2 separate regions of the Homo sapiens genome follow, and region 1 is linked to region 2. A link is an interaction called in ENCODE POLR2A ChIA-PET data of the cell type or tissue named here. Cell type or tissue: OCI-LY7. All regions are shown on one strand. Links, peaks and the distances in the headings refer to the core of each region. The heading gives the core; the rest is flanking DNA.

Evidence for each region. ChIA-PET counts read pairs that join two places held together with the same protein. Peaks named below come from ENCODE experiments on the same cell type or tissue, not always from the same donor. Only the 100,000 strongest peaks of a DNase experiment are listed, where the experiment ranks them.
Region 1: POLR2A ChIA-PET joins it to region 2 with 5 read pairs; 2 of 35 experiments call an interaction of 5 or more read pairs at or near these places.

Annotation. Positions count from the first base shown.
Region 1 is chr4:171,808,367-171,824,367 of GRCh38, reverse strand. It overlaps GALNTL6 (polypeptide N-acetylgalactosaminyltransferase like 6), which reads right to left and starts at 10,964. Exons shown (of 13, transcript NM_001034845.3): 1 at 10,378-10,964; 2 at 9,650-9,956. The coding sequence starts at 9,787. It overlaps LOC441052 (a long non-coding RNA gene), which reads left to right and starts at 10,761. Exons shown (of 1, transcript NR_134656.1): 1 at 10,761-12,230. RefSeq lists an enhancer at 10,604-10,753 and a silencer at 10,994-11,043. In OCI-LY7, for the core only: no CTCF peak of the experiment used is centred there; no DNase peak of the experiment used is centred there.
Region 2 is chr4:171,668,843-171,684,843 of GRCh38, reverse strand. No RefSeq gene overlaps it. Among named protein-coding and RNA genes, the nearest start is that of LINC02174, 38 kb to the right of the region's middle. In OCI-LY7, for the core only: no CTCF peak of the experiment used is centred there; a DNase peak (open chromatin) is centred at 7,823; H3K4me3 peaks cover 1,450 bases; H3K27ac peaks cover 2,246 bases.

The sequences.
Region 1 (16,001 bases), core at 4,820-12,819, 140 kb before region 2:
ATAATGGAACTGGAACTAACACCAGGGAGTCTGGAGCTAGTGTCCATGCCCTTCACCACTGTGCATATTGACTTTCACAGTTAAATTATTATACCATTTCTTTTGTTGCAATGACCTAGGATATTTCCGATGCAGTTGTAATATATGGTGAACTTCATATAATCTCAATAGTTGATATTGATAGAAAAATCCCTGTACTACCTTGACAACTTTTTAAAATCTCTTTGCATTTGTAATATAAGATAGTAATATTTTACATATATATATATATATATATATATATATATATAAAATGGATTTGTGTTGAGGACTTAAGAGCAGTTTAATACAGTGTCAGAGAAATGTTAGAAGTTCAATAAATGTGACCTTAAAGTTTATTAATATGTGGACTTTTATTTTTACTTTTATTGTTGTTTTATTATAATCACTTTATCCTTTTATTATGAATATATTATCTTAATATTTTTTGGCAACTGGATATTAGTTGCAATAAGTACCACCACCCACCCATCTATCCCCACTTACTATACTATGCTTAAGTACACTCTTGCTTGTTTATTTGTTTGTTTCCTTCACTCTGTGTATCTGGTCATCATCAGCATTTATGTTGACAGGTAGCTTGCTTACTTATTGACAAGGTGGCTGTATGGTTTCCTGACATCTCCTTTCAGTATTATAGTCGTCAGTCTTTTTCATAAGATTATATAAACTATAATAAATATCTGATTACCCATCTATCATCTTTCTAGCTAAGACATCTATAATATATATATATATGTGTGTGTGTATATATATATACATATATATATATTCACAGTTTATAGACTATTTCAGAAATTTTTAATTACCTCTCTAAAGTAGTAAGATATTTGCATGGGAAAAAAATCTCAGACATCTCTGCCAGGAGAAACATTCAAACTATTAAAAGCACAGACTCTAAATTTGCCTTTTGGATAATAACCATTGCTGCTTCTCTCTTTGCTTTATTTCACTTGACTACCTCCATTCTCCTTGGGACTGTCCCCTCAATCTCTCAGGGCATCAGCCTTCTCCTGACTTGTATCTTACCAACCAGGGTCCCACATCCAGCCATTTAGATCAATGCTGACCTCACCAGTATCCATTATCCGTCTTAAAAATATAAGATATTTTAGTTAAATATTTAGTCTTACCATTTAATCTAGTATAATTTTATTTAAATTTCTACAATTGTGTGTAACTATAATCAAGAGAATACCAGGGACAAATTATCAAGCCTAATGACATCTTGAAACCCTTAAACAATGTGGCTGTTAACATTGCCAATTAGTTTCTTTTTCTATAAATCCAGAGCTCATGGACTCAAATTCTGTCTTTGTGCCTTCCTTACTTGTGAATTCAGTTATATAGAAGAACCTGTCAATGAATTTGGTGGACGATTAAATCCTAAAGGTACAGACGACTTAGAGTGGGACCACATACAATCATCACACAATAACTTACATATTTTTTACCTCTTCTAAACTCTAAATAATTTGAGCATGTATTTATTGTAAAGCCATGTAATCCAGCCTTATATTAAAGTGTACATATGCCTTTTTAAACTAATAGATTCGAAGTTAATTGAAAACAGGTTTATGGTTTAATTGCTTATTTCCCTCTGGGTCTATCCCAGTATGGTGCACATATTGCATATCCAAAAATATGGTATCAACAATAAAAGAAAAATTGATAGTGGTAGATTTTATGTATTTTATTATATCTTTTTTAGGTGTACACAATATTTAAGGTTATTTACTACCTTCAATGGACGTTCTAAAAAGTCAAGAAAGTATAGATTGCTATTTGTAAAGCTTCCCTCATTATTTACCATGTACCAAGCAATTTAAACATACAATCCAATTATTTCTCCTAGCTACCCTATTATGAGGTAATTTTTGTGTTTCCACGTGTGGAACTGAGGTTTAAAGATGTTAAGTAGCATGCCCACAGTTACATACTTCTGTAAGGGATGAGGCCCACCTACAAACTTGAAGTATCTGAACTCCCCTTTGCTTAATGCCAACCCTGTGTAATTTTTATAAGAAGAACAGGCACAATGCAATATGTTTTATCTGTCCCCTAATTCTACTGAAAAAAATGCTAACTCCATAAAGTGGCTGAATGATTTTGAGAGTTTTTATTCTACTTTTTAACTTTTTTTCTCCTCGAATAATCCAGCCAAACTCATGGCCAAGATTTAAACAGCAACAACAAAAGTAGTTCTCAGTTTCTTGCCTGTAATTAGTAAGAAGAAAAAAAAATGCTTATATTGACTCATGGACTTTATTTTTATAGGAAATGACAGTAGTCACTACAAAGAAATATTGCCTTTTTTCTTTTCTTTTTTATTAAAAGCTTCAACTTTTGGATAGTTTTCAATACAATACATCAAGAACTAATTTTAGTAATTTTTGTAATAAACAATAAAAAAATTAAAATAATCAACTTATCCTTAAGTATGAAATCCAAAATGTTAAGAAAAATGCCCTTTTAGTTTCTAAGACTCTATTGGCTTATTCAACAGTCCTCCCTACTACATTCAACACACCAGTGACGTTGCTCTGCTGTGCTGTCTTGACAATGCCTCTGAAAGAGAAGCCAGCTGTAAATATTTATTAAACAAACACTAATTACCTTGGTAAAGGCAATGATTGCTTATAAACACTTGTGTGTAATAACTATATATATATATATATATATATATATCCGTTAAGCCTTGTTATATACTGTTAAAGATGCTAAGCGTTTAATCCTCATTATAACACTACAAAAAAGGTATCATCACCTGCATTTTACTAATTAAGAAAACTGATCCAGGGAAGAGCCATAAGTTCTTAAATGTCACAACATACTAAGCCAGAATTTTTAAGCCTAAATAATTTGATTCTAGAGACTACACTCTGACCTAAAAGAGAACAAGACCCAATACTACAGAAATTCTGATATTTCTCCTTAAGTTCAATTGGATTTTCCAGCTGGGGAGACATGTCAGAAATAAGGGCACAAGGCTGGGAGTGGGGGCTCATGCTTGCAATCCCGGCACTTCGGGAGGCTGAAGTGGGGGGATCTCTTGACAGTAGGAGTTGAGACCAGCCTGGGTAACATAGTGAGACCTTGTCGCTACAAAAAAAATTTTTTAAAAAGTTATCCAGGTATCATGGCGCCTGCCTGTAGTCCCAGCTACTTGGAAGGCTGAGGCAGGAGGACTGCTTGAGCCCAGGAGACTGAGGCTGCAGCGAGTTACAGTTGCACCACTGCACTCTAGCTGGGGTGGCAGAGTAAGACCTTGTCTTGGGGAAAAATAAATAAATATATGAGGGAAAAGGAAAGGCCACCTCACTAAAACTTATGTGGCATACCTAACAATTTGGTCATTTTTAATATAATGAAAAAATTCAAAATTATTATAATTTTCTCTGGATTTCTAGATTTCAAGTATTGAAATCATAGTCCATGAATATTTGAATACTTGAAATAATTCAAAATTGGCCTTCTTAGCCCTTATTGAGAAACCACCAGTCCTTAAGACAGGTGGTAGCTACTATCATGCTCTATAACAAGAACAATTGTGTTAATTATATTACATTATAACAGCGACTCTCCTATTTATAATCTGTGCCATACTAACAGACTAAATCCTCATTGTGAGTTTCACACTTGCTAAGTAGATGTAAGCACTTCTAGAGATGGATGCATTTTCTTTATCTTTCTGCATACTTTTCTAGAATACTTCATTTCAATGGTGCTTCAAATTCCCCTACCTACCTATTGTGGATTCAAAGCAATGGAAAAAACAAAAAGTCACAGAAGTTAAAAATATTGCTGAAAACAAAACAGTTGGGTGGATTTAATTTTTCTTTATAAGTGAAACTACGGATATGGGTATATGTACCTGTGTATGTCTGTTGCTAAATGAATTAATAAAATGAATACATTTAATTTGAGAGTACCAATAATTCAGTTCACATCTTTTTGCCCTACCACACTGGAAGCAAAAACCTTGGTGGAAACATTGATGTGCTTTACCTTGAATTCATCATTAGCCCTAAATATACCTTTATTTGTTCACCCTCTTTCTGATGCCATTTTGCTTGTTAAGCAGTGACAGACATCAACACATTAGTGAAGAAAGTTAGAGGTCATGATGCCTTGAAGTTTTGTGAATGCTTGTCCTTCTTTACAACCTTTAAATGAACCCTATATAGATATATTTTATGTGTCTAAGTACATATTTCCATAGCACACAGGTTTTTTATCTGTTGTTTTTTGTTGTCCATTCAAGCATTACGACTACATTTTGAGATAATTTAGAAATCATTAGCTGTACAGTGAGGTGATAAGGAGAGCAAGTTTAGGACAGTGTGTCTTTACTGTCATCTTCAGAACCTTCCATTTCTTTGCACACTTGCACCTTTGTTTAATAACAGTAATTTTGTAAACACATGCAAATATGAGCAAAAGAAAAGAACATGGTCTCCTTAGATGGTTTTAAAGATCTGATGTTTCCAGAGCTAAAACTCTTCCCCATAAGCAAGCCAATCAAGGGAGAAATGGGAATACATGATGCACGAAACATATCTAAGTCTGATTCTATATTCCACTTACATCTTCTGATGCCTTCTCATGATTTTAAGTTTTATCTCTGCCTGTAATGTTATTGTTGATGTCCCTCAGCTGTCTTTCATTTGTATAAAAATGTTGCAAGGAGAGACATGGCTGCAAACTTTCTAAGGGTTGTCACGGCTACTCCTGACAAACAAACAAAAAAATTCAATCCTTTCTTCTACACCGTTTAAACCACTCAACCTTTCTCACCCTTTTCCTATATATTCCAACTTGATTTGGCTCCTTTTGCAGGGAAAACTTATAGGAAACTAATTGATTCAGCACAGCTTGTCCAACTCAGAAATGAATAGAGGGGAAAAATTATTTATTTATTTTTTTGACCAGATTGTGAACAGAAGACTGTGTTTCACACTCTGTCTCCCATGGGGCAATGTGATGAACTAATCATGTAGTGATCTACCAGGTCACAGCAAATAATTAAGATACTTGTTACAGTGTTCCGTGTGGTGCCACCCTGTAGTGATTCTGAATGCATTTTCCATAAATTCCAGAAACGGTCCTTTAAAACCCTAATTTAAAATCTACATCTTAGCTAATTAAGACCACTGTGGCTCAAACTAATGTGTCCTTTCATATCTAGTGTATTGATAATGTGCCATCCTGAGTGTAGGTGTAAATTTTTCCTCCTGTCCTTAGCTCTTCCAAATTCTAAGGTATTTGCTAAAAAAGGAACACAGACATAAATTTTACAGCTTTAGTGATCAGCATGTTAAAAAAAAAATGCCTAAGACAGTTTGCATACACTGGGTACCAATTATCTGATATTTTCTTATTTTCATGTTATAAAACAAGTTTTAAAAGCCACTGGAAAAAATATTGTTGTTCAAAAAGAAGGCTCCCCTGCAGTGTAGGGCTGATTAACATTAGATGAATTAGACAAAGATGCTAAGGTATCCTTTTCAGAATTTTTTTTTAATGGAGGTAAAGTCACATATCTGTCAAGCACAGTTTACAAGACAGAAACAATGCATTACCCCACAATATTTTCCATATATAAGGTGTGAGCTCTCAGGACTTTATTCATCTTGTTATGTGACACACACGAAGAGTCCTACTTTAAAAATAGAAATTCTGAAATTCAAATAAATAATAGGGTTCCACAATTTCAAAGAGACATAGAGGACCTAGGCTTTTTTTTTTTTTTTAATGTGGTAGAAAATCTAGGACAATATAAGCTTCTAAAATCATTCTGAACAGTTCTGATCTGTTTTAAAATTCTAAGATTTTGGCCCTCATTTTTATTTAAAAAATTGCAAGATCCTCTTCATATTCTAAATATTCTTGAATTATTTCTGTAATTAATATTATTTCCAAGTTACTTGCTAAACTACTATTACAGTTACTTTTTTTGGAATTTGGGGTTTTTAAAAATGTATTTAGGAAAAGAAAGTATTTGGTGCTAGATTTTTTTTCACATATTCTTGAATAAGTGATTAAGAAAAGAGAAATACAATAAGACTGGATATAGTAGTTTTGTTCTAAAATATAGTATTATTCTATGTATCATCCTAACTCACAGCTTATGACCTAAATATGTAAGTGGTATTTAATGCAAATACAGCTGAAACAAGAGAAGAGGAGCATTTCAAATGTTTAAACAGAAAAATGAAGCTAAGAATTACTTTACAATGACTATATAGCAATCATTCTCAGCTAAATATATTATCAGTAGATTCTTTTAATATACATATATATTTCTAAATGACATAAAGGAGATACTTATATCATCCCAATAACAAAAAAAGACAAAATTAAGTCAATTGAAAATAACACATCACAATTATAATAATGTAACATCTAAATAAAAATTTAAAAATATAATTTTTATAAAATCTTAAAATCTCAAAAACTTCATATTTATTTCAGTGACTTGATTTCAATTTTGCAGATCCCAAACCATAAAAAACTTTTAATTGTATCATGTTATTAAAACTGTTATATCGATCCTCTTTGGTTTTCTGAGAGTAAAGGAAAAAGAAAAACTTTGAAATAAATAACTTGGTAATTTTTACGTCCTTGTTTCATTTTCTGCAACATAAATGCAGAAGATTTTAAAATATTAGAAAATTATCTTAAATATTATTTTTAAATGAAGGTCTAGAAAATACAAACAATTAATGTGTAATCAGACAGTAGATTAGAGAAAAAAAGTGTTAAATACTAAACATTGTGAAAATTAATCCACATGGTTCCCATCAGTGTTTCCTGTTTCACTTCCCTTTATTTTATTTACTTCAGATTGCAGAATTAGTACAATTTGTACTCAATACTAGATAGAAAAATTATTAGTGATATCATCTGCTAAAATATAAATAACGTATATTTTAAAAGAATTAGCCATTCCATAATTTTGAATTTCCATAAATTAAATTATTTCCCTGTAACCTTTTCTAATAATTAAACTATTTAAAACAGTGCAAGTTTTTCAGCTCTTATGACCACTACCACATGATACTCAGAACTAGAACCCTTGGCTGTTTTACACATAAGTACTGTAAAAATAGTTCACTCATTTGGGCATGTGACTTGTTTGACTAGCCTCAGTACTTATTGCTGTCAGTGCTTTGATCTGCACATTATCTTCATCCTCAATATTTTGCAACTTGGGGAGAAGTATAGTAGTAAATGTGTTCTGGGGAACATTTAGCAATTAACCATGAAAATGTCCTTTAAAAATTAATTGCTAAATAGAAATAACATATTACCCAGTAGCCAAATTATGTTTCAATTTAAAACCTATGTGTTTAGCCACCTTGCTAACATTGCAATATACACATACATTAGCCAAATATTACATCACAATATTAAGCATGTTTTAAAAGTTGCTTTTTATTTGTTCCAATATCAATATTAATGACTTAACTCTTACTTACCCAAAACTTGCTTATTGAGGACAACATATCCTAATTTTCCTTCTAATTATAATAAATAATAGAATAAAACCAATGAAAATGAACTGTTTCTATTTTACAGTGAATTATATTTTTCATTAAGTAATCAATTAATTTTTACCTTTTAAATTTTATTTTTTAATCTATAAAAAGTATTAGTTTTAAAACCATTATTTAGGTAATATTAAAGTAGATGACTGACATTCATTTTGGGGCTTATTTTCTTCCCCACTTGGTTTCAAAGCCTCTACATAGAGTTATTAAACTGGAATGTCATACAATATCAATCAATTTCAGTTATTTATTCTACAGTATACGAAAATTCTCTTGCCACCCCATGTCTTTTATACCCATTACTTTATTACCTGAAATTAAGTATCATTTGCACTACAGAAGAACCAGAAATAAGGAAACAGTCAATTATTATAATGACAGATCAGAGAGTTAAACTGTCACAGTTTTTTTTTTCTGCTATTAGACAAACAATTTTCTCATTAAGGGTCAAAATTATAGAGTCAATGTGAAAGTTGTAAGAATCTCATTAATAAAATTAATTAGCGCTTTATGTTAGCTATACCAGCAAATACTTCAGATGGTTATTGTTAATTGAATTAGCAAATTTCAAGAAAAAATAATTTTGCCTTTCCTGTTTTACCAGCATGGAGTGGAGATTTTACATAATAGCATATTGACTACTAAAGTTATTAAAATCCTGTTTTACATCAAGGGTTGAATGATGTAAATAAGAACAAAAAAAGTTTCACATCCAAAGTGTCCATCTTCTTTTTTTCACTGGAATGACAAAACAGAATATACTTCAAACCAAAGTTGAATTCCTATTAGAAAGGATAATAAATATTAACAACTAAATGAAAATATGTCAACATTTTTCCTCGAAATAACAATCCACTAAAAATCCATGGACAACTCATTCTCTTTAAAGTTTAGAGACTGGTAATGATTTCTTGTCATAATGAAAAAGCAGATTACCTCTTTATATTGCACAACTAACCACTGTGCAAAAAGAAAATTAAACTTCATTAAGTATAAGAGCAAATATTTAATGGCCATTACTATATATTGCTGTTTTCCAGGAATGGACTACTTCAACATTTTCTATGTGTGGAAGGTACAGAGTGTTCATGGGTGATGACCCTTGAAATTAAGAATATTAATATTCCAAGGTGATGCACAGGACTAACTGAAAAAGTGGTTTATCAATATCATGAAGAAGACTGCATTCTGTTGTTAAACGTTTAATTACGGAAGCTATTTTATTTATTAACAAACAAGGAATTCGACAACATTGATTTTCATCAACATTTTGGGAAGTCTATTTTGCATTATTGTTCACCAGGGAACACAGTTATTTTGGTCCATGTTAAGTCATGAGGTATATACATACTAATGAGTTACATATTAAGTAGAAAGAAAACATATTATACTACATATCTTTAGTATGGGTGTTTCCAATATGACAGCAAGCTGTTAGCAACATACTGTTATCAAGCGACTGTGAAACGGAATGAACGTCCTTAATAACTCTGCCTGTGTGCCCCATGGCAGCACCTTAGCAACAGGGGAGACGAAAGAGAGACTTTAAGTTTCGACAGGGTAAAAAGCTGTTGCTAAGCAAAATTTACAACCAAAATACTGAAAACCATAGCTTGATTTTTAAAGAACCACTTCACAATCTTAATGATTTAGTTGGCCCAATTCACCTGAACATAGACATGCATGCCAAATGGAAAGCAAAAACCTATCCTTGTCATTAAACTTGCACCAAACCCACTCCCACCTCCATAGCTGAACAGTTACCTTTCATCCACCTCAAGTCAAAATCAACCTAAGACCAATGGTGAAAGATTATCTTCTCTTCTTCTTGACCTGTCTTATCCTTCTTTACTAGTTGTACATGTCACGATGTTACTGGCTGCAATCTTAAAACATCTACTTGCTTAAACCCCAAAGTCTCTAGAGTCTTGTAATAATCAGCTCTGTCAAGACTTGGGGGAAAACCCAAGGCGATCCCACACCGGCTTTCTCGAGTCCCCGCGCGAGGATCACTGCCTTACCAATCCTTGTGTGATCTTTCTCTGGGTGGCACTTACCTGCTGCTCCCCGGGCTCCGCTGACTTCACCAGGTGCTTATCCTTGTACAGAGACCAGAGACCAACGTTAGGCAGGAAAATTAAAGCCACCGTGAACAACAAAGTCATCTGCAGAAATCTCTTCTGTTTCCTCTTCATTGCAAATGGTAACAGAGAAGAAAAGTTAAAGGAGATGGCTCCCTGACTGCTTCTTGTGTTTAATGTCAAATTCCTTTCCTCTCCCCTGCGAAGCACCAGAAACTGAGAAGCTACAAACTTTTGTTGCGTGCTCAGCACCAATCTGCAGGATTCAGAGGGAGTTGGCCATCTGCAGAACAAACGCACAGTTACTTTCCCCCCAGAAAACTATGACGAAGGCATTATCTATTGGCTTAGAAATAAATGACTTGACTAAAGAAATCATTAAGCCCATTGACCTCCATTAATATAAAGCAATAGAGTAAATATGGTCGTTTCATTGACTAAAGGTAAGTTATAAAAAAGTCAACAGCCTGCTAGATACTTAGGTAACTGGGAGTTTTTGTTGCTGTTGTTGTTGTTCGCCCCCCACCTCCTTAGTGTGGGAGGGCTGGGTCGGGGTGGAGCGGGTTAGGAGACAGAACTGAGAGGAACTGGCTCAACCCCTTCAAGTGTCAGGAAGAAAAGTGTCCGCTTTTGACATTGGAACAGCGTCACCTTCTTCGTCTTCCCTGAACATCTTTTCCTGTGCTCCCCTTGGGATAACCCACCTGAACTCAAGTTCAACTCCCTCCGGAGCCAGCTTGCCGGCGGGCTCCACCGGGATCCAGGGACTCGGGATCCGGGCAGAACTCCGGTTCGGATGGAGGTCCACGAAGTGCCGGACCCTCGCGCGCTGTCTACACGCTCCTCTGCAGGCAGCGGCTGGGAGCCCCGGGAACCTGGTGGAAAGGAGGCTACAGATGTCAGCGGAGTCCAGCCAGGAAGTGGTGGCGCCGCGACGTCCCTTCCTCGCGCGGTCCTCGGAATGCGATCCTCTGAGAAGTGAGCGCTCTGCCCATCAATCTCGTCCCTTCCCCCGGTGACGCTCTCACGCTCCGCTGTTCATGTTACCATTCTTTTCTGGCAACTGAACGAACCCACAGGACCATCACGAGCACCTAAAGGGCAATATTTTTTGATCTCCTCTTCTCGTAAAGGGGATGGAGGCGGAGAAACCGAAGTCTGTGCTGGGCTTGGAAGCGGACGAGGGCGCTGCGAGGAGGAGCGGAAGGCGGAGATGCGCCGCGGCTGCACACGGTCGCCCGCGCCCCACTCCCCGGCGCCTGCCTTCCGCGGAGACGTCGCTGGTGTCTGCCACGTGCGGCAGCCCGGAGCCCAGGAGGGGAGGGCGGGCCGCCTGGCGGGGGTGGGCAATGCCTCCCGGCCTCCAGACGCTATATAAACAGACCCGGACGCGAGGCAGCGGCGGAGGGCGAGCGTGACGCTGGAGGAGGAGTGGGAGCTCCCAGCCTGCGCGGGTCCTCTCTTTACCTGCCAGGGCTTTTCCGGGTAATCTGGGACCGACAGGGATGCCAGCACCCCGTCATCTCACCCAAAGGGCGCCAGGCCAGAGATTCCTGGGGAAAAGTCGCCGGCTGCAGGCGGTTGTCCCAGGAATTCCTCCATGGTGCCGGCGGGAGCGCGGCGAGCCGGGGCGCGGCGGCTGCGGGAGGTGGAGGCGACCCGGGACAGGGCCGGTCCCAGGGAGAGGGGATCCCCCGAGCCGCGCGTTCCGCCGTTCAGGCCAGGTAGGGGGTGGGGAAGGAGGAGGAAGAGGATCCCGAAGCAAGACAGAGCTGAGGCTCAGAGTTCTCAGGCAGCAGCTTCTGGAGGACACCGTGGAGACCCAAGGCGGCTTTATTTGGGTCTGCAAACACCCGGGGCCCCGGTTAAGATTCGGCAGGGCCACCCCGCTCCTCCCCCGCCTTGCACGACCGCACTCCGCGCGCCTTGTCACTGCGAGGGCTACCTGTCCTCGCACACTCCTCCGCGATGGCCAGAAAACGTGGGACTCGAGATAAGACTCTGGCAGATGGTACTCCTCCCTCCGCCTAACGTATCAATGCACCAACGCCCCTGACCGCACACTCAGGAACCTGTGGCAGCCTCGCCAAGGGACAGCGTGCCCAGCACCGTGCACTGGGCACTCTTGGATCTGGAGCTCACAACTCCGGAAGGAATGGGGACTTAGATGAGGTGACAGACATGCATGCATGCAATGCAGGCTGAATCCGCCTGTCTGGAGCCAAAAATAAACGCCATGGTCACCTCTTTGTTACAACCTGGATATGATGCCCACATGCGTGGGGTAGACATGCTTGGGATAGATAAGCCTGTGGACTTCAGACGGTATTTTCTCTTTCCCTTTTTTCTTCTTTCTCGTCCTCATCTCTGTCCCTCCCTCCTTTTCTTCTCGCCCTATCTCTTCCTCCCTTTCTACTCTCTCTAGTGTCTCACTTGAGAAAGACCTAGATTTGAGTGGGAAGAGTTATGCCTTAAACTGTTCTCATTATAAATTCAAAATGTACTTGAAGAATACAGATCGACTGTATGATGGCATGAATAAAGCGCTATGCTGTAATATTTGTTTTTGTGAATCACTTGAATTTTAAAATAGTCTAAAAATATATTTAATAAATGTTGTTGAATGTGTCCTTTATATAAAGACCAATTACCTTTAGATTTTATATAAATGCAACTTAATCTAGAGTGCAAGGGACTTAATTCCTCACCCCCACCCCCACACATACACTATGCCTTTTGTAGTCTGCGTTATTTTCTAACCTTTTTCTCTCTAAGGAAGTGCAGTTTTGAAACACAGAAATGTGAATTCTGGGAAGCAACATAGCAGGGAGAGGTTTCCTGGGAATATTGTCAGGTGCTCAAGGAAATAAATTTGGAGAATCATTTAATTATATTGGATATATTTTTAAGTACTGATACAGTTATTAATTTTCAAAGTAAAATAACTCAAAAGTGCACTTGGAATTAAAAAAGTAAAATCTCTCACATTTTAAACAATACCTGTTTTTTAATACCTTAAAAAATAGTCTTGGATCAGGAATAGACATACTAGCATTCTATTTGTTGAATCCAGGGTGTTGAGTTGAAACATGCTTCACTGTTGTTAAACTAGCAAATGGTCTTGCATACAGCACCCATTCAGAGAAAATCGTTAATTACTATTACTTCCCCAATCAAGTACACGCAGAATACATGGTAGAAACTGAAAGGAGAAAATTACTATGTTTACTTCTGTTTTATAGCATAGTTCCAGACCATAACTTTAGCTTTTTCTCCTTTTCTGTATAATTTATTTATTTATTTTTGATTCAGAGCATAATTTCTCTTTTCCCTTCAGTCTGGTATTCTTTCACAATTCCTCATGTAAATTACCAACAGATGACAATGTGTCTAGCTAAAATGGGTATTTTAGGTTGAGTTTACAAACAAAAAACTTCAGACGACAGTTAATTTTTTTGCTCAGATAATCCAGATTAAATGCCAATATAAATGTGTGTGGATGTTGTATGTATATATGTGTATATCATATATATTATATATAATATATATTATATGTATAATATATGTGTATATTATATATAGAATACACATGGACATGGTCTTCTACATTTTGACTTACATAGAAAGTCACCCATTCTATGCCCTATTTGCACTTCCATTCTGTTAGGATTCAACTGGCAACCTCAGATTATCAGAGTCCCATGCTGCTAATAATGTACTAATAACTATAGGGACACATTGGAAAGAAAACAGCAATATTCAGTGACCTTGAATAACTTACACTCTAGTTGAAAATGCAACATAAAGACAATAGAAATAAATTACCAAAGGTGCTTGGTACTAACCTTAAATTGAGCCAAATTTAAGCCCTATATTTAAGGAAGCAGAAGGTTATTGCTTTAGTTATCTCTCTACTTCAAAATGTAGCGACTTAAAACAAATTATTTTGCTATCTCTCTTATGATTCTGTGCATTGAATAGGCTCAGCTGGGTGGTTACACTTCCTGTGACGCAGGCTGAGGCCGAGGAGGTTGAATGGGCTGAGCCAAGATGGCTACTTTACATGGCTGACAGTTGGCAGTGACTGTCAGCTGGGGGGTCATGGGGCTGTCAACTGGAGTGCCTCAGCTTCCCTCCATATGGCCCCTGCATGTGGCCTGAGCTTCTCATACCATGGTAGCTAGTATCCAAGAGAGAGCAACCCAAGAACCTGTGTTCCAAGAGGGAGAAAACAAAAACTGTCAAGTCCTCTTAAAAGCTAAGTCCGGAACTGGCACAGCCTCTCTTAGGGAGCAGACACTGGACAAGCCCAGATTCAAGGATGAGGTGGAGGTAGGGGATAAAATGAACATCTCACTGAAAAGTTTGACGGAGAATGTGTGGCCATTCTTAATCCACTTTAGATATTCAAAGGCACAGAAGTAGGGAGTTATAAAGAAGGCCTAACTAGATTAGAAACCAGATGAGGGGAGCAGTAGGGAAAGGTTTTCATATATTGGGTTCAGTAGAATAGTTCAATTGCTACAAAGATAGTGAAAGACTTTACTTTAGGGTAGAAAGACTTTTATTACCTTATATTTTTAAAAACATGATGACATGAATGGAACTTAATTTGAAAGACATGCACTCATGATTTTGCTGTGTTAGCAGATATTTTCATATGAACTGGTTAAAAGGTTTACAACTGAAAAGATAATGCCTGGAGAAAGTCTGTAGTTTCACAAACCAAACGAATGTCATCAGCAACAAACTTTGGGGTATGAGTTTTTACCCCATCACTTTAGAGTTGTAAGTTGGTAAATTTTGTTGTTAAATATAATAACAAGACTGTAAGAGAAAATGTAAATTGAGTTATTTTTAAGGTTATAAAATAGTAACTTTAAATTTTTAAGAAATTATATTGAAATGTATCCATTATCTTTGATCTTGAAATGGTAGTGTTTATTTTCATTTCATTCATTTTCATCTATACACATAAAGATAATGTGTGTAGAAATGAAGATGCATTCATACTTCTTTTATCTGATAGAGATCCCTGGAATATGAAAAATCTTGAAAGTTTTCTTTCTGGATAAACTATTAGACTACTTTCTTATTACTCTGTATTTGGCTAAATTACCTGTTTCTGAAAACAAAAGCATTCTGCAATGAAAAAGGAGAGATAAATGTACTAAACAGCAATTTTAATAAAAATACATTTAAATTATAAATTATGCAATTCATTTTGTATAATTAAGATACATTACTAAAGTCTTCCATTTTTTTTCCTCTGGCATTTCAATATTTGCCACTACACTATAAAGAAAAACAAGAATCAAATTACATATTAAAATTGTGATATTACCCAGTCACTATCATCTAAATTCCTTACCAAAAGAGCCCTGAGTCCATTTCTATATATATTCAGGTGCTGTTTGACAGAGGATACAGAGATGAACATTTGAATTTTCAGCGCCATAAGGGAGTTAAAAGGTGCTTGCAATTAAATGTGGTAGAAATTAAAAAGTGACAAATACTAAAAGGGAAAGAAGGAGGCTATTTCTACTTGACCTAAATATTTTCTAACTAGACAAGATTCTTTACCTTATGAAATTTAAACTCTAAGTAATAAAATATACTTCCAAATAGTTTTTCCTCTACCAGTATACTATATCTTATTGTAATATTTTCTTTTCCCATTTATTTAGTTATCACACACTTATTTAGCACTTACTACATGCCAGACATGTAATCCAAGTCTTTTCCAAACATTAAGTCATTTAATCTTTTTTTTTTTTTTTTTTGAGACAGAGTTTGACTCTTGTTGCCCAAGCTGGAGTGCAATGGCACAATCTCAGCTCACTGCAACCTCCTCTGCCTCCTGGATTTAAGCTATTCTCCTGCCTCAGCCTTCTGAGTAGCTGGGATCACAGGCGTGCGCCACCACACTCGGCTAATTTTTGTATATTTAGTAGAGACGGGGTTTCACCACGTTGGCCAGGCTGATCTTAAACTCCTGACCTCAGGTGATCCACCCACTTTGGCCTCCCAAAGTGCTGGGATTACACGCATGAGCCACTGTGCCCGGCCAAGTCATTTAATCTTATAAATAATTTAATTATGTAGTTTCTATCAATATCTCCACTTAATAGTTTAAAAAACAAGGGCAAGTAAGTGGTAAGCATCTTTCCCAAATAAGTGCTAGCAAATGCTAGGGCATGTACTTAATCCCAGGCATTTTGTGCCAGATTCCACGCTGTTAACCACTATACCATATTTTTCTAATATTTTACTATTTTCTTTCCATGACAAAGGTATTAATTCTCTCTCTCTCCCTTTTTTATTTCTG
Region 2 (16,001 bases), core at 4,573-12,572:
CAGATCTCTATAAAACGTTAACTGCGCATAATGAAATCGCCTACTTTAGTGCAAAATAGTTCCTTTATAATCAATTGTGCTATCAAAAATGCAAAAGAACTGGATTTTAATAACATCCATGTTAGGAGAAGTTCTTCGCACTTCCTGTTCTTTCAGCACGGAATGACTTTCTTTGATACATGCATAGTTTTATTCCGAATTTTTGCCGTGCGGGTGTGGTGTGTGTGTGTGTGTGTGACTTTAGAAAAAATATGCATTTTCAGAAGTAGTAGAACTGACTTCACCTATTTTCTCTTTACTCTCTGTCATCTATTAGAATACATGCTCTATAAGAACACACACTTTTAAGCTAATTTTTCTTTTTTTGCTGCTGTGGCATATAATAGGCACACAGTATGTATTTGTTGAATAAGGTTGCTTAAAATCTCCTTAATAACCTGAGTCCTGCTTACTTGCTGAATCTCAATTCTCATCATCCTTCTTTGGATGATATGTGAGAGTTAGATTAATTAACTTAATATTTATACAATGACAATGATATGTGCTCACCTGAAATCTGGGAGTCATCATTGACTCCATTAATATCTCATCTCCAGGCCTTCATTCATGATATTCCCCTTCCCTAGGACATTTATTATCACCCCATCAAACATTTTAAGTCCTACATATTCTATAACTAGTATCTTAAAAGTAAAGTTCTTTTCAGACAATTTGAACTAAATCCAGATACTCTTCATGTGTCTTCTCATCCTCCCCTGTGTTTTCCACTCACAATATATAGTAATTGCTAATTTAATAATGTCTGCTTTGCTAAACTGTGCAAAGACAGCAACACCTTTTCTTTCTCACCACTGCATCCTTAGCTTCTAGTGCAGCACCTGCTATCGGGTGGATTCTTAATAAATGGTTGCAGAGGCAGGCAGATCACAAGGTCAGGAGTTCGAGACCAGCCTGGCCAACATGGTGAAACCCTGTCTCTACTAAAAATACAAACATTAGCTGGGCATGGTGGTGAGCACCTGTAATCCCAGCTACTCGGGAGGCTGAGGCAGGAGAATTGCTTGAACCCGGGAGGCAGATGTTGCAGTGAGCCGAGATCGTGCCACTGTACTCCAGCCTGATGACAGAGTAAGAGTCCGTCTCAAAAAATAAATAAAGAAAGAAAGAAATAGTTGCAGAATGTTTGAAGGTATGTTTTTATGCTGTAAGCCAAAATGTAGACACTAGGGTAAAAGATTAGGGATCACATGTTCAATTTGTGGAAAAAAAAAAGGTTTTGAGCAATACTGCTCATTCGATGACTTTCGTGTTTTCAAGAGAACAGCATCAGTTTCTCCAATATCCTGTGTACAATTTGACTTCTTTATTGGTTATTAGTATTGTTTTCCTATAATTGGTAAATTTCTCTTTCCTTTGAAACTATATAATCTTTCATTTTCCTTGCTACTTGCTAAATATATGTCGTTGAGCTTTTAAAAGATCAATTTATTCATTCTCAAAATAGGAAAATAAATAGGTACAGACTGTGAAAGTCAAATGAACAGACAATGTAAAGCACAGAATGGAGACCTTGGTACACGGTAAATGCACAATAAATGTTAGATGTTATTAGAAATAACAGTGATATTTATTTAAGAAGATTAGATTAGAAATAGTAAACAGAACTCTCCACACTCTTCAGTATAGTCCTCAAGGCTGCCTCTAAGAAACCATACAATTGGTATTCAAAGAGAAATCTCTTTTGTCAGTCCTAGATTTAAAATCCTAATGTTCACATGCCATTCATTTAAACCTCCTAGGATAGAAAACTAGAAAAATGGGCTGGAATATTTCATCTCTTATTCTGACCTTCCTGAAGAAGTGGTTCTTCAGCCCAGCACCGATCAGATGTTTACCTTTGTTCCAAACAACTATGTTTACAGAAGGATGATGCTTTACTGTCATGACATTTAGCAGCTAGCTATATAATCTACAAGACCATAATGAGTCAGAGGAAGCAAAGTTAATGTCTGCATTGCAATACTTAATAATTTCAAGTCAGTAGTTTCCCAATATTGATACAAATATACTTGTGATTTATAAAACACAAAACAGCCTACTGATATAGACAAACTAATGATTACAAGGATTTGAACAATATACTATACAACATAAGAATTCTAAACGGCCAGCACTCAGGAGTTACACCTGATTCCTATTAGTAATTTTTCTCTAGTGTTATTTTAATTTTAAACCCTTCATACTATTTACTTTCTTCTTTTCTTAACTTGCATTTTCAACTGTAATCCCTGAGCAAAGAATACAATATATGAAGGACTTAACATGACAAACTAACCAGAAAACAGGGATAAGTCAAACCTCTACTGTAGGCTTTCCTGAATGCGCAATAAGTTCTTTAGTAATCAAATTAGCTCATTGAAATGACATTGGACAATGATTTGTGAAAGTTCTTGAAGGGATTTTATCAAAATTTGAGGCTCTCCACTGCCACTATCAGCCTCATACTTGGCAATTGCCTTCTAGAAGAGTTTGTCCTGAAGTTGACTCTGCTGTCCTGCTGAAATGTGTCACTACTGTTGCTAAGGGGGCAAATCATATGCTTCAGATGTATTGGAATAAAAAAGAGAGTTAAGAACTTTGAAACTAGGAATGCTGCGGAATACCACAGTTTATTCTTGCTGCTGTGATATACCTTTTAAACCTACCAAAAAAAAAAAAAAAGAATTAGTAAGCATAGCTGTCCAGTCCATCCATACAAAGATATATGCACAAAACAGTGCCAGTTCTTGATTGAATAAAACAAAAACAAAAACAGGAAATCAGTCATTTTAAAGAAAAAGGGCAGGGATATAATTTTTTTTTTTTTAGACAAAGTCTTGCCCAGTCGCCCAGGTTGGAGTGCAGTGGCACAATCTCAACTCACTGAAACCTCTGCCTCCCAGGTTCAAGCAATCCTCCCACCTCTGCCTCCTGAGAAGCTGGGACTACAGGAAAGTGCCACCACACCCAGCTAATTTTTGTATTTTTTGTAGAGATGGGGTTTTGCCATGCTGCCCAGGTTGGTCTCAAACGCCTGGGCTCAAGTGATCCTCTCGACTCAGCCTCTGAAAGTGCTGGGATTACAGGCATGAACCACCACACCCCAGCCAGAAAACGCTCTTTGAGATAAGTGAAAGGTGAAACTCTCAGTTCCTTCCCCCATTAGAGAAACAAATTATTTTCAGTGAATAACATCCAGGCTGGGAGTCTGTACTCTGTAACTTCTGTCATTCCTCCTTTGAGTGCTTTGAAGTGATTTATTGAAAAGAAATATTTACTTTGATTTTACCATCTGTATTATAGCTCTGTTGTTAGAAAAATATTTAGCTATCTTGTTTTCTTTCAAGAATGGAGTATTTTCTACTTTCACATTTATAATGTTTTACAATATGTTTCCTATTTTCCCTATATGTCCTATATCCTATTCTATGAATACAGGGAAAACTGTTCAAATGTTGAAGAGTTTCTATGGTAAATAAGTTTATAATATTTAATAACATTCCATTATTAATCACTCTACTTTGGTATTCTAGTGGGAAGAGTTTTGAGTATAAATAATATAACACACAGCCTTAGATTTTTCTTTGTTCCTGAATAGCATTAAACATCAGGATCCTTCAAAATTAATAGCGAATTTTTTAATGATTTCTAAAATGACCCTAGGAAGAAGCAAAGTGGAGGAAAATGTATAGCAGATACTTTTCTGACATGTTTCAATCCTTAGGGCTACGTATCAGACACATACACACACACACACACAGAGAGAGACAGAAATGAGCAAGTCAGTGTAATATTGAGGGATGAAGGATGAACAAAAAGAAAGGATTTTGAAGAAATCTACTATAGAAAGCAAATATCATTAGTTTGTCAAGAATCACAAAATATTGATAAAAATAATAAAAGTCAGTCTGTCTTGATATTAAGTTTTAAAAAATTGCTTCAAAATGGTTGACAAATGTTTCAAAAAGGTTTGACAGACTGTTTAAAATATGACTTGAAAACCGAATTCAGTTCGTCCTGGATTTATACTCAGTAATAAATTTAGAAAATTGGTAAAGGGATATAAAAAATTATATTTGTAAATGGAAATTCTTAAGATATGATGAGGACCTTGTAGGAAATCACGAATAACCCCACTTACCTCTCTTTCATTTTAAAAAGGTGTATCCTAAATATTAACATATCAAGGATTTTCAATTTGTAAGCTTTAAACAAGTAAATATCTCAAGTAACAGCAGCTTAAAACTTTTTCACTCCCTTGTGCACTGATAGAAATCATGACTTCTCACAAGGGAAACTAAATTTTCTGCCTCAGCTCTGCTCAGTTTAGGAGTAGAGAATACATTTGCTTATAATTGCTTATTACCACTGGCCTTACCTTTCTAGATTGTTGGCTTAGGGAAAGTGAGAGAGCAAATCCACAGTGGCACAAATGAAGTGAATTTGTAAAGAGATAAGCTTTGTTCTCATTTTCTATTTTGTAACTTCTAATTCTAGCCCATAAAGAAACAATGTAGATAAGTTTTACAGAGGTAAATCCTTGGTTTACTGTAAGATTATTCATTGGGTAAAAATAAGTGCTTCGCTTTGCAGAAGCAAAAATAGAGAAATGGTTTTTGAATTTATAAGGTTTTAGAGTTTATTCTGATTACATGTACTGCCGACTGTTGATAAAATTGATGTGGGTTTCATGGATAGAATTTACATTAACATTTACATTAGTGCTATGAAAATGTAAAGATTAAAGTAGTTCTATGGTTTTGCTGAAGTTCATTACCATTAGTTATTAATGAAAGAAGCACACTTAGTTCTTCCTAATGTTAATAACTTTGCATCATTTTAATAACTTTAGACATTCAAAGAGGAGATAATATAGTTTTAAAATGAAACAGTAAAAATCCTTAAATAATGGGTGTTGGCGGCTTACGTAAGGAAAATGGTTCTCAATATGTGGACTGATCCTCTAACCTCATGTTTCTCTCTGTGGAGGAATCTGCCCAGAGGTCAACTTTTCTAACTTTCTGACCTACTCCATGTGACCCACATCTCTCACTTCTCCTTACAGAGGAAAAAAAAATGAGTTATCTGATTGGTGGGTGATAGTCATTTGCTCCCATATTAATTGAGTAGGAATAAAAACAAAAAACAAACAAACAAAAACATCTGTAAATTGTTAGTCACTGGGGTGTCATTTCTCTCTCCATTTCTTCCCCAGACATTATGAGAAAGATATACTCAATACAGGTCTATAGAGAAGCATCAAATATTCTCCTGGGTGGGCCACACCAATCTCCACAAAGGGAGGCTGAGTACAACGGGTGAGCACATTCAGCCACAGATTTAAAGCTACAGTCTCCAGTTGGTGTTCATGAAAGTATTTGGTATTTTTCTTTTCTGAGCTTGATTTTTCTTTTTTCTGTGTCTTAGTTATCAATTAATCATAATTTTTCAAAAGAAAGAAATGAATGTTATTTATTAGCCCTTAATATTCAAATGTATAAAAGAGACCCCTTAAAATTTATAGTGTTGTTTTTGTTTACAAACAAAAAGAAATTAGCTGTCTTAAGTATGTTTGCATCTTCACCAATTTTATTAATCAGAAAATTCCTGATGGGTTTTTTGCAACGTTAAACTACTTGTTATACAAAATATAACCAAATTTGCCATCTGACTACAATCCTTGCATTTAAAAAATAGAAAAATACGAAATATTTGTTTTGTGCAAAACATTGAGTAAATATGCACCAAGGATTGAACACTGCCATCTGTATAGTTAAGGAAGGAAATAAAACCTCTACTAATTTTTATCTTAAAGGTAAAATGAATTATGATTTATGAATATATGAATCAACACTGGTATTCTCAGTTATTCCATTTGTCAGACATTCTTAACCTGCTCATGTGAAGAAAAGTGAGAGATCCAAAAACTTGGGGGATTAGGAAGATAGCTTTGCTCCATTATTCATTTTTAGCCTATGCTTATGTATTATTTTTAAAGCACATTTGGATAGGTGTTTTTAGGTTCTAGTATGTATTATTAATTAAACAAATATATTCAAAATAGACAAGTGCAAAGAAAGTGACAATAGTGCTAATAAAAAATGGAACTAACACTTTTATTTCTAGAATTTTAATCTGATTTTATCATATTCAGCTAAATAAAAATTAATACAGAATTTGTTATATGGAAGTGGGATGCTGTGAAAAATAAAATAAGAAAACTGTGACATTGGCTGAAGGAAAGAACTTCACTATGGGCCATAAGGATATAAATACTGGGGTCTGGAAAGCTGGTGACCTTTGTGATGCTACAACAAAACATTTGGTCTAAATGTTAAATTTTGTATCTTGGGAAAGAGCTGACTAATAACAATATGGTTAGTATAAATGGGAAGAAAATAAACATTGGGGGTATTGGCATGTTTTGCTTTCAGTGTGGCTCTGAATATTGGAGGATGAACACAGGCCCGATATAGACAATGTGCAAGCAGAGGTGAAAAAAATATTTCATCTCTGCTGTCTTCAAGTTTATTTGACTGAGGATCATCTCTGCTGTCTTCAAGTTTATTTGACTGAGGGTCAACTTGAAGGATTAAAAAAAACTGCTCCTTTACTCCAGATGAAATGTTATCTAATTATTATAATTTCTGTAAGACGATAACCTTAGAAGGATAAAAGTCTCTTGCCATGGGCCTTTTCAAAATCTCCCCTTAAGAGTTGTCTGCTATTGAGAGGCCAGTAATTGCCTGCTTGCTGGTGAAAAAGATTGCCTTCATAACTTAAGCCTTTTAGGTTTTTATTATTTTTATTTATTTATTTATTTAAGACAGAGTCTAGCTCTGTTGCCCAGGCTGGATTACAGTAGCATGATCTCGGCTCCCTGCAAACTCTGCCACCTGGGTTCAAGCAATTCTCCTGCCTCAGCCTTCTAAGTAGCTGAGGTTACAGGCATGTGCTACCACACTTGGCTAATTTTTGTATTTTCAGTAGAGGCAGGGTTTTACCATGTTGGTCAGGCTAGTCTTGAACTCCTGACCTCCAGTGAGCCACCTGCTTTGGCCTCCCAAAGTGCTGGTATTACAGGGATGAGACACCACACCCACTGTAAGACATATTTTAAATTTCTTTAAAGCATTGACAATTAAGCTAAAACCTTTAGGATTTTTCAGAGCAGAGAAATCATTATTAAAATAGGAGAACTCACAGGCTTAAAGATACTTCTAAACAAGATATGTGGTTGTGGAAGTTCATACCAGGGATTGACTGAAAGAAAATACACTGCAAACTCAGGTTTTAAGAAAATTGTACTGCCTGAGAAATATCTTGCTGAATTGTCAACAACCTGTAACCATTTTTATGGAAGACCATCTCCAGCTTTGCAAAATCACTCCAACAAAAAATTGGCTGTGAAAGCCGAGTAGCCGTTAGGAAATATATTTTCTCAAGATTCACCATAGACTTCCATAGATTAAATGGACAAGGAAGCCCATGCAGGGCAGAAATAGTAACTGTGGGAGATAATAGATAAGGCAATGTCTCCAAAAATCAGCACTAGAAATGTAATATTTTAATATGGCAAAGGGTCCTCACTATTATATCTACTGGGATTTAATAATTGTTTTAGACCAGTGACAATTACATATTTTCTATTATCTTTCTGCCTGATTTAGGGCTTTTAATGCTAATTCTTATTGTAAGCAAAAACAAAATTTGAAGGCACCCACAGCCATCTGAATGGACTTCCTCTTCCTCTGCCAGCCCACTCTAAAATTGAACCTGAAAGACTGGTTCAGGCCACGGCAGGAAGTGGGGGTTGGATATGCTTCACTGCATCCCTACAGCATGAACGTTAATACAAACCTTAAGTCTAATAAGAAATATTTACGGTCTATTCTCTCTAAGTCCTGCTAACTTGAAGGCTTCATCTGCCTGATAAAACCTAGGTCTCCACAATCCCTATCTTAACCCAGACATTCCTTTCTATTGATAATAACTCTTTCAACCAATTACCAATCAGAATATGGTTAAATTTACCTGTGACCTGGAACACCACCCCCTTTCGAGTTGTCCTGCCCTTCCAGATTGAACCAATGTAAATCTTACATGTACTGATTGATGTATTATGTCCTAAAATATTTAAAAGCAAGCTGTACCCTGGCTACCTTGGACACATGTTGTCAGAACCTCCTGAGGCTGTAGGGGTGTGTCCTTAACCTTGGCAATATCAGCATTCTAAATTAAGACCTGTCTCAGATATTTGGGGTTCATGCTATCATTCTATTTTTTTTTACCTTTCACTTAATATTGTTATGTTTAGGGAAAGAAAATTGTGTTTTAGATTATCTCTATTATTTACAAAAGCTACATCCAGTATAATAGAGAGAAAAATTTATCACCTAGAAAATCTGGATTTTAAAGTTATAAATTAGCTACCTGGTCTTTGGATTATCTTCCTAGGGAGAATAATGATTGTTCTACACGTTGGAAGAAGTGTGCAAATTTTGAGTGTCCACGGAAGCCCAGAGCCCCTTGACATGTTATGAATTAGTAGAAATACAACCCTTAGAAAACTGCATACAGATGTCCAGTCCCCTTTACTTGGCTTAAACAATGGATATAGTTTATAATGAAGCTTGAAAAAAGAGTAAATGTAATTTCAAAGCAACTGTGGTTCACCAGTACTTCCATAGTCCCTCATGAAATGTCCTGTATGAGTGACCTTATGTCCCAGTAAAGTGGGATCCTATCAGATCAGAAGTTTTCACATCTTTGAAATTAGCTTTTTATACTTTTACAATTTAATGTTCCATACCATCAATATCTTTTCCTTAATTATAGCATTGCACAAGACCAACTATGCACTGCAATAACCCCCTTTTAATGATTTCTGTGCTTCAGGTCTTACAATTCCTACCCAGTGTAGATAAGCAATTAATTATAATCTGCATTTCAAAGCCTAGGGTTTTTCCAGAGCACAGGCTCTGGAAACATACAGGCTTTGAGATAAACTAGCTTCAGTATTTTTTTTTTTTTTTGAGAGGGAGTCTCGCTCTGTCGCCCAGGCTGGAGTGCAGTGGCGGGATCTCGGCTCACTGCAAGCTCCGCCTCCCGGGTTCACGCCATTCTCCTGCCTCAGCCTCCCAAGTAGCTGGGACTACAGGCGCCCGCCACTACGCCCGGCTAATTTTTTGTATTTTTAGTAGAGACGGGGTTTCACCGTTTTAGCCGGGATGGTCTCGATCTCCTGACCTCGTGATCCGCCCGCCTCGGCCTCCCAAAGTGCTGGGATTACAGGCGTGAGCCACCGCGCCCGGCCCTAGCTTCAGTATTTTAAAACAATTCTAAATAGGTGATTTTACATAGGGTTTTACAATAGCAGGGTTGGCGTGACATACAAAATGACTCAAAGGTATATACTGTAACAGGCATTTCTAAATGCTTGCCCAAATATCTATGTTTCTTCCTTCACAGCACAATTTCTTTTCTGTTTTTGCATCTAGGAGAGTTATCTTACAGTTTTTTATATTTAAGGTTAAAGCTGTTGGTACTTTCTGGAAGAATTTGGTGTTATTTTTACAGAAGGTAGCTAGTCAGACATGAACAGGGCAGGAGAGCCCCTCTCCCCGACATCCCCCAGGAATGTCAGGCGACCATCAGGTGATGGTCAGGCTGTTGTTAAACTATCTCTCTGAAATGGAAGAGTTCCCTGACCTCCCTAACAGGACATGCAACACGGTGTGGCTCGTCTGTTTGGTCACCGCTGCTACTCAAACCCCTTAAGGGAGGGGGCGCATGCAGACAGACAGGTGCAGGGGAAGGGGTGCTGGGCTTCGGCCCCACGGCAGCATCCAGGGTTGGGAACCTGTGACTCCCAGAGCCCAAGTGGGCGTATGTTACAGTGCGCTCTTTTAGCCTTGCTGTCTATGGATGGCTTAAGTGTTAACCAGCTCAGTGGACCCCTCTGCCTTTTTGCAAGGGCAGAGGGCCAGTGTGACAGCTTTCTGTATCTCGAGCTCTTGTCCAGCATCCTGGAAGAATTGGGTCACACATGGACTTGAAGGATGAGTGCAGGGGTTTTATTGAGTGATGGAGGTGGCTCTCAGCAGGATGGATGTGGAGCCGGAAGGGGGCTGGGGTGGGCAGATGATCTTCCCTGGAGTTTGACCATCCGGTGGCTGATCTCCTCTCTGATCATCCCTAGCCAAACTCCTCTCAGCATTCAGTTGCTCCTTCTCTTCTCTCCTTCTCTGCTGCTCAGTTCTGCCATTTGACTGTTCGTCTCCTGCTTCTGGAGCCTGGGGTTCAGGGTTTATATGGGTACAGGATAGGGAGCACCATGGACCCAAAGGCAACTTTTTGGGCACAAAAGCAGAAATGCCTGTTCTCGCTTAGGGCCGCGGGTAACCAGGCTTGAGGGTGGGGCCTTTGATGGGGAACCACCCTCTTCTACCCAATATTTCCCTGTCTCCTGTCCATATCCATCTCTAAAAGAATAACTGGACCCAGCCAGTGCCAGAGAAAGGCAGTCTCCCAGTAACCAGAAACACCTGAAACTGGTGAGCATCAGCTTCCAGATAAGTTCTCAGCAGTTGGGTGAGTGGGTTCAAGTTTATGCATTAAGAGTCAAAATGGCAGATTTTAACTGGAGCATAACCTCCTAGAGACATTCGACTGTTAAGGGAAGAATGCCTCAAGTGAGCATGCATGCTACTCCAGTAAACACGCTGCGCATGCTCCCCTCCCAAGGGCTAGCAGGCCACTGTGCATGTGGACAGCCCAACCCAAGGGAATAATCAGGGAAGAAGGGATCTCAAACCCTTCACCCACTTGACCCTCTTCCAGTTGTACTTCACTTCCTTTTATTCCTGCTCTAACACTTTTTAATCAACTTTCACTCCTGCTGTAAAACCTACCTTGGTCTCTCCTTCTACATTATGCCCCTCAATCAAAGTCTTTCTTCTGAGGAGGCAAGAATTCAGACTGCTCTAGACCCATTCAGATACAGATTTACTGCCACTAACATTATGAGCTAAATTGTCCACCACTATTTACCTTCCAAAAAGTTATATGTTAATAAAATCACCTTTGCAAAAATTGTATCAGTGAGAAAATTATGACAATGAAAGAGATCTGAGCTAACCCACACCCCATCTTGCCTTTTCTTTAATTATTTCTGGGCTATTGGGCCAAGATAACTTTGGAAGAATTTAGGCTATAGTTTAAATGGTAATAGGCTTTGCTAAAAACTTAACCACTTTTGTAAAGCTAATGAAAGGCCGTCAAGCTGGTGGGAGGAGAGAAGCCTTAGTCCTGCTAAGGCATAGACATAAATGATCGTCAGCCATTATTCTGGAGGTTATAAGATATGCAATTTCCCCAATTATTCCTGCAAATAATGTCACTATTGTAGAATTTAAGGCTGGCCTTTTGAGATATCTCTTCAGGTTTTTTGCATGTCTGACACCCATGGCTCCATCTGGATCTGATGGCTCTACTACTTGGATCTGCCAACCCTGCTGCTGCGGCCAGGAAAAATTCAACCTGCAGGAAGACAGCTTCAATCCCCTATTATTTTATCTCCTCCCCAGTCAATAAGCAGCAAGCACCTGTTACATGGCCACCCCCACTTCTTCTCCTAAAATGCCTTTGAAAAACTTCTAACCTACAAGCTTTGGAAGAGATTGAGTATTAACTCCATCTCTCATGTTGCATGGCTGGTCTTGTGTCTATTAAACTCTTTCTACTACAATGTCATGGTCATTCTTTGTAAGGAGGCAGGAATAAACCCTCAGGCAGTTAGCATTCTAGCCCCACAGTTCCTCAGAATGTGACTATTTTTGGAGGTGGGCTATTTAAAGTAGTAATTAAGGTTACATGAGGTAATATGGATGGGACTTAATCCAGTCTGGCTGGTTTCCTTACAAGAAGAGGCGATTAGAACACAGACCTACACGGAGAGAAGAATATGTAAAGAAAAAGATAGAACAGCCATCTATCAGCCAAAGGGAGAGGTCTCCAGAAGTAACCAACCCTACCTGCACATTGATTTTGGATTTCTAATCTCTAGAACTGTGATAAATATATATACATGTTTTGTTTAAGCCACTTAGTGTATAGCACTTTGTTACGGCAGCCCTAGGAAATAAAGACATTTGACTTTGTTAATTGCACCACCCCTTTTTGTTTGTTCTTCATGATGGTTCATTCTGCATGGAACATGAGCAGGTGGCCAGAGAGGAAACAACCATCTTGTTCTCACAGGATGGCAGAGTGGAAGTATGCGTGGATATTGGGTTTTGGTTAACACTGTGGAGCTACAAGGTAGGACTATGTCACTACTGATGGACACTGTGGCCAGACTGCCTAAGTATGAATCCTCAACGTATTACTTAGGTCCAAGTCAATTTACTTAACTTCTTCCTGTGTCTTTGTTTTGCCATGTATAAAATGTGAAAAATAATATCTAACTCACAGGGTAAACATAAGGATGAAAGGAAATAACATGGGGGAATGTATTTAGGACAGTACTTTGTATCTAATAAGTGCTATAAAAAGTATTAGCTATCATTACTTATTTTGCTATTATTACCATTCTCTCTGTAATTGACTCCTTACTCATGTGTCTTATGTAATCCCTGAATAACAAACATTAAAAACAATAAAAATTTAATCACATATAACCATAAGAGAGAGAAATGCTGAAATCACTAAGAACACTCACTGAAATATGATATAATCCAATATATTATTTATACACTTAGCACATATGATATATTTTTATATCTAATGTGGTAGCATTATGTTACATATTATATGCTATACCATTAAAATATTTTCAAATGAATCTATGTATATTGTAACTAAAGTATTTTGTTATTTTTCTGTTAGGCATGCAGCATTTGTTTACTCATTATTAAGTTGTACAACTGCTAGTATAGACACTGTAATATTATGATAATGGCAACCTTTTACAAACATGAAAATTCGAGTAATTTCGGCTATTTATTCAGTAACTTGACAGATCTTTTTTCTCCATGACAAAGATTTGAAGCTGTCTATGAAGTTTTTTCTAGCACTCTCAGCCTAACCCCAGTCTAAACCAGGTATTTTAAATCTAAATAGACTATTTCAAGCTAAAAGCATTACTTTAAGCAATTACTATAATACTATATATTATCAAAATAATTTAAATTCACATCATACTTCTCAATGTATAAAATATATTTACACTTTGGACAAAATCTGTATTCGAAAGGTGAGACATGTCTACATGTTGGTCTATTTTAAATTTTTAAATTGGTATATAAATTATGCCTTCCCTGTAGACAATTTATAACATTTATTTCTACAGCAGAAAAAAATATTTTCTTGTAATATAAATATGTAGAGAAACCACTCCCTGCTGAACTTTTGCAAAGGCAAATTTGTTGAATGAATTCAAGACTGAGTCAAGAAAACAAAATGCTTTCTTACATTAAAGACAAGAAAAATTATTTACAAAGGAAAATATGTGAATTGAATTTTACTTCCAGTTAATTATCACAACTAAAAGTTGTCCTTCAAATTATTTGTTGCTTTGCTAGAGTATTTTTATTTAATATTCTATGTTGAATGGCAGTGCTCGTGATTTCAATGAGTATAAGAAGCATCTGCTATTTGACATATAATTCAACATTTTTGAGAGGTAAAGGAAGTTGTTATGGCAACTAAAGCTCCAAAGTAATAATATCACTAAGAAGACTTCTTAACACTCATTTCAACATGGCTCTCAGCTGGAATATGCAATAGAAAAATGTTCAATTCGGAAAAAAACCGAGGTGGTTTAAGAAAAATCTGATGTGATGTTTAAATATTTAACACGTTCATTTTTAAGCTTAACTTTCATTTCATATTATGTATAGAAAGACATCAAGTGCAATGTAAAATTTTGTGATTTAGATACAGTCATTGTATCTTCTATCACAAATTTTTTTTTGATGAAGCAAAATCTAAAATGTGTAAAGTTTATATTTTACACTTGTTCACCTTCCTTTCTTCTTCGTATTCTGTACTTACCATATGTATGTTTCCCCTCCCTCAGAAATTGAGTGGTCTTATGCTGCCTGAATCAGTCAGGGTCAGTCTGAGTCTTGACAATCAAAACATAATATATTACCAGAGATAAATGAAGACATTTCACAAGTGGACTATTAAGAGCAGTGTGGACAGAGTTAAAAGAATAGTAAAGGATGATGAAGCAAGAATCACCAGGGACTAGCAATAGTGAGAAGTTGTTGCCACCCTTAGGTCTGAATTGGTAAGGGAAGGAAATGGTATTCCAGGGCCTAATGAGATACGGTGTCATAGAGGAAAGTCCACTGAGCAGTATATATGACCATAATTATAGGAGCACAAACTCTGCCAAATCATGGCCTGCCACATAAGTAGAAAGGGAAAAAATACTCTGACTTCTGAATTCTCCTGTTCTATTATTTGTTGCTGAGGCTACTCATTGCCAAAAAACCAGAAGACAAGAGTCCAGTGATTGAGGCCCTAGGGACTAGTTTCCTGGTGCAGCAGAAGATTGCTGAAGTTCTGTGAACACAGATGAAGGGCCAAACAGAACAAACCTAGGAAAGTCTATTCTTTTTTCTCTGAACACCAATAATTGTCTTTCATATAGAGAAAAAAAGAACAAACAGTAACAACAACAAACTATTGCCAACACTGGTGAATCACAAAATCATATTCAAAATGTTACTGAGAGGTGATGCCAATTCAGTCATAATCCTCCAAGAATCGAAGTCAAAACATTGGTTATCTCAAGGGTTTTGATTATGAGGTATCTGGGACAATAATATAGGATGAATAAATAATTAATGTTTAAAAAGACAATGAAACCTTCCAATTTCAGTTATTGTTCCTACCCTTACGATAGGAAAAACCTCAGCAAACTAAAAATCAGTAAACTTCCTTAAATACCTCAAAGAATTGATGTCACAAGGCAAATGCACACCCCAGAATCTGGATAGACAGATGACTACAGAGAATCACAGCTGAGATCAGCTAACCTGACATGTAGCCAGTAGGGCCAGTAGCTAATAGAAACATTTAAATGACAACGTTAATGAGATGCTGGAGGCTACATAAAAAAATAGCTTAGAGGCCAGGCGCAGTGGCTCATGCCTGTAATCCCAGCATTTTGGGAGGCCGAGGCGGGCAGATCACCTGAGGTCAGGAGTTTGAGACTGGCCTGGCCAACGTGGCAAAACCCTGTCTCCACTAAAAAAAAAAACAAAAAAAAAAAAAACAAAAATTAGTCGGGTGTAGTGGCAGGCGCCTATAATCCCAGCTACTTGGGAGGCTGAGGTGGGAGAATCGCCTGGACCAGGAAGGCTGAGGTTGCAGTGAGCCGAGATCATGCCACTGCACTCCAGCCTGGGCAACAGAGCGAGACTCCACCTCAAAAAAAAAATAGCTTAGAGCTAAAAACTCCTAGGAGCTCAGCCTACAGTAGTTCCTGGCACCTCTGCACTTTCCTTGGTTTTATTTTTGGGAGACACCCCCCATCTTGATGGTAAATATAAGAGAAAAAAATTCCTCTTGTTTTGGCCAGAGTAGGGGGAAAATAATAATTCTGAAATAGGCCCAAAGAAATCTCCATAAAAAAACCCTGTCCTACAAAGGAAATCACTGTACATTTAGGAGACCTTTCTCTGACTCCGGGAAAGACAACTAGCCAACTGAAGGCCACTCCAGTCTAAGCATCTCACATAAGGAGAAAAAGGCTAAGGAGTGCATCCAAAGTCACAGGCCAACTAAAAAATTTAGATTTAAACGTAAGGTTATCAAATGTCTCTATTCCACAAAACCTTGCCACCGTAACAAGAGTGCTCCGGTATGACAGCACATTACAACTAACAGAGCAGCAAGACACCAGCACTACTAAAGATGCAATTTCTAGGGAAAACCAAGACAAGAAG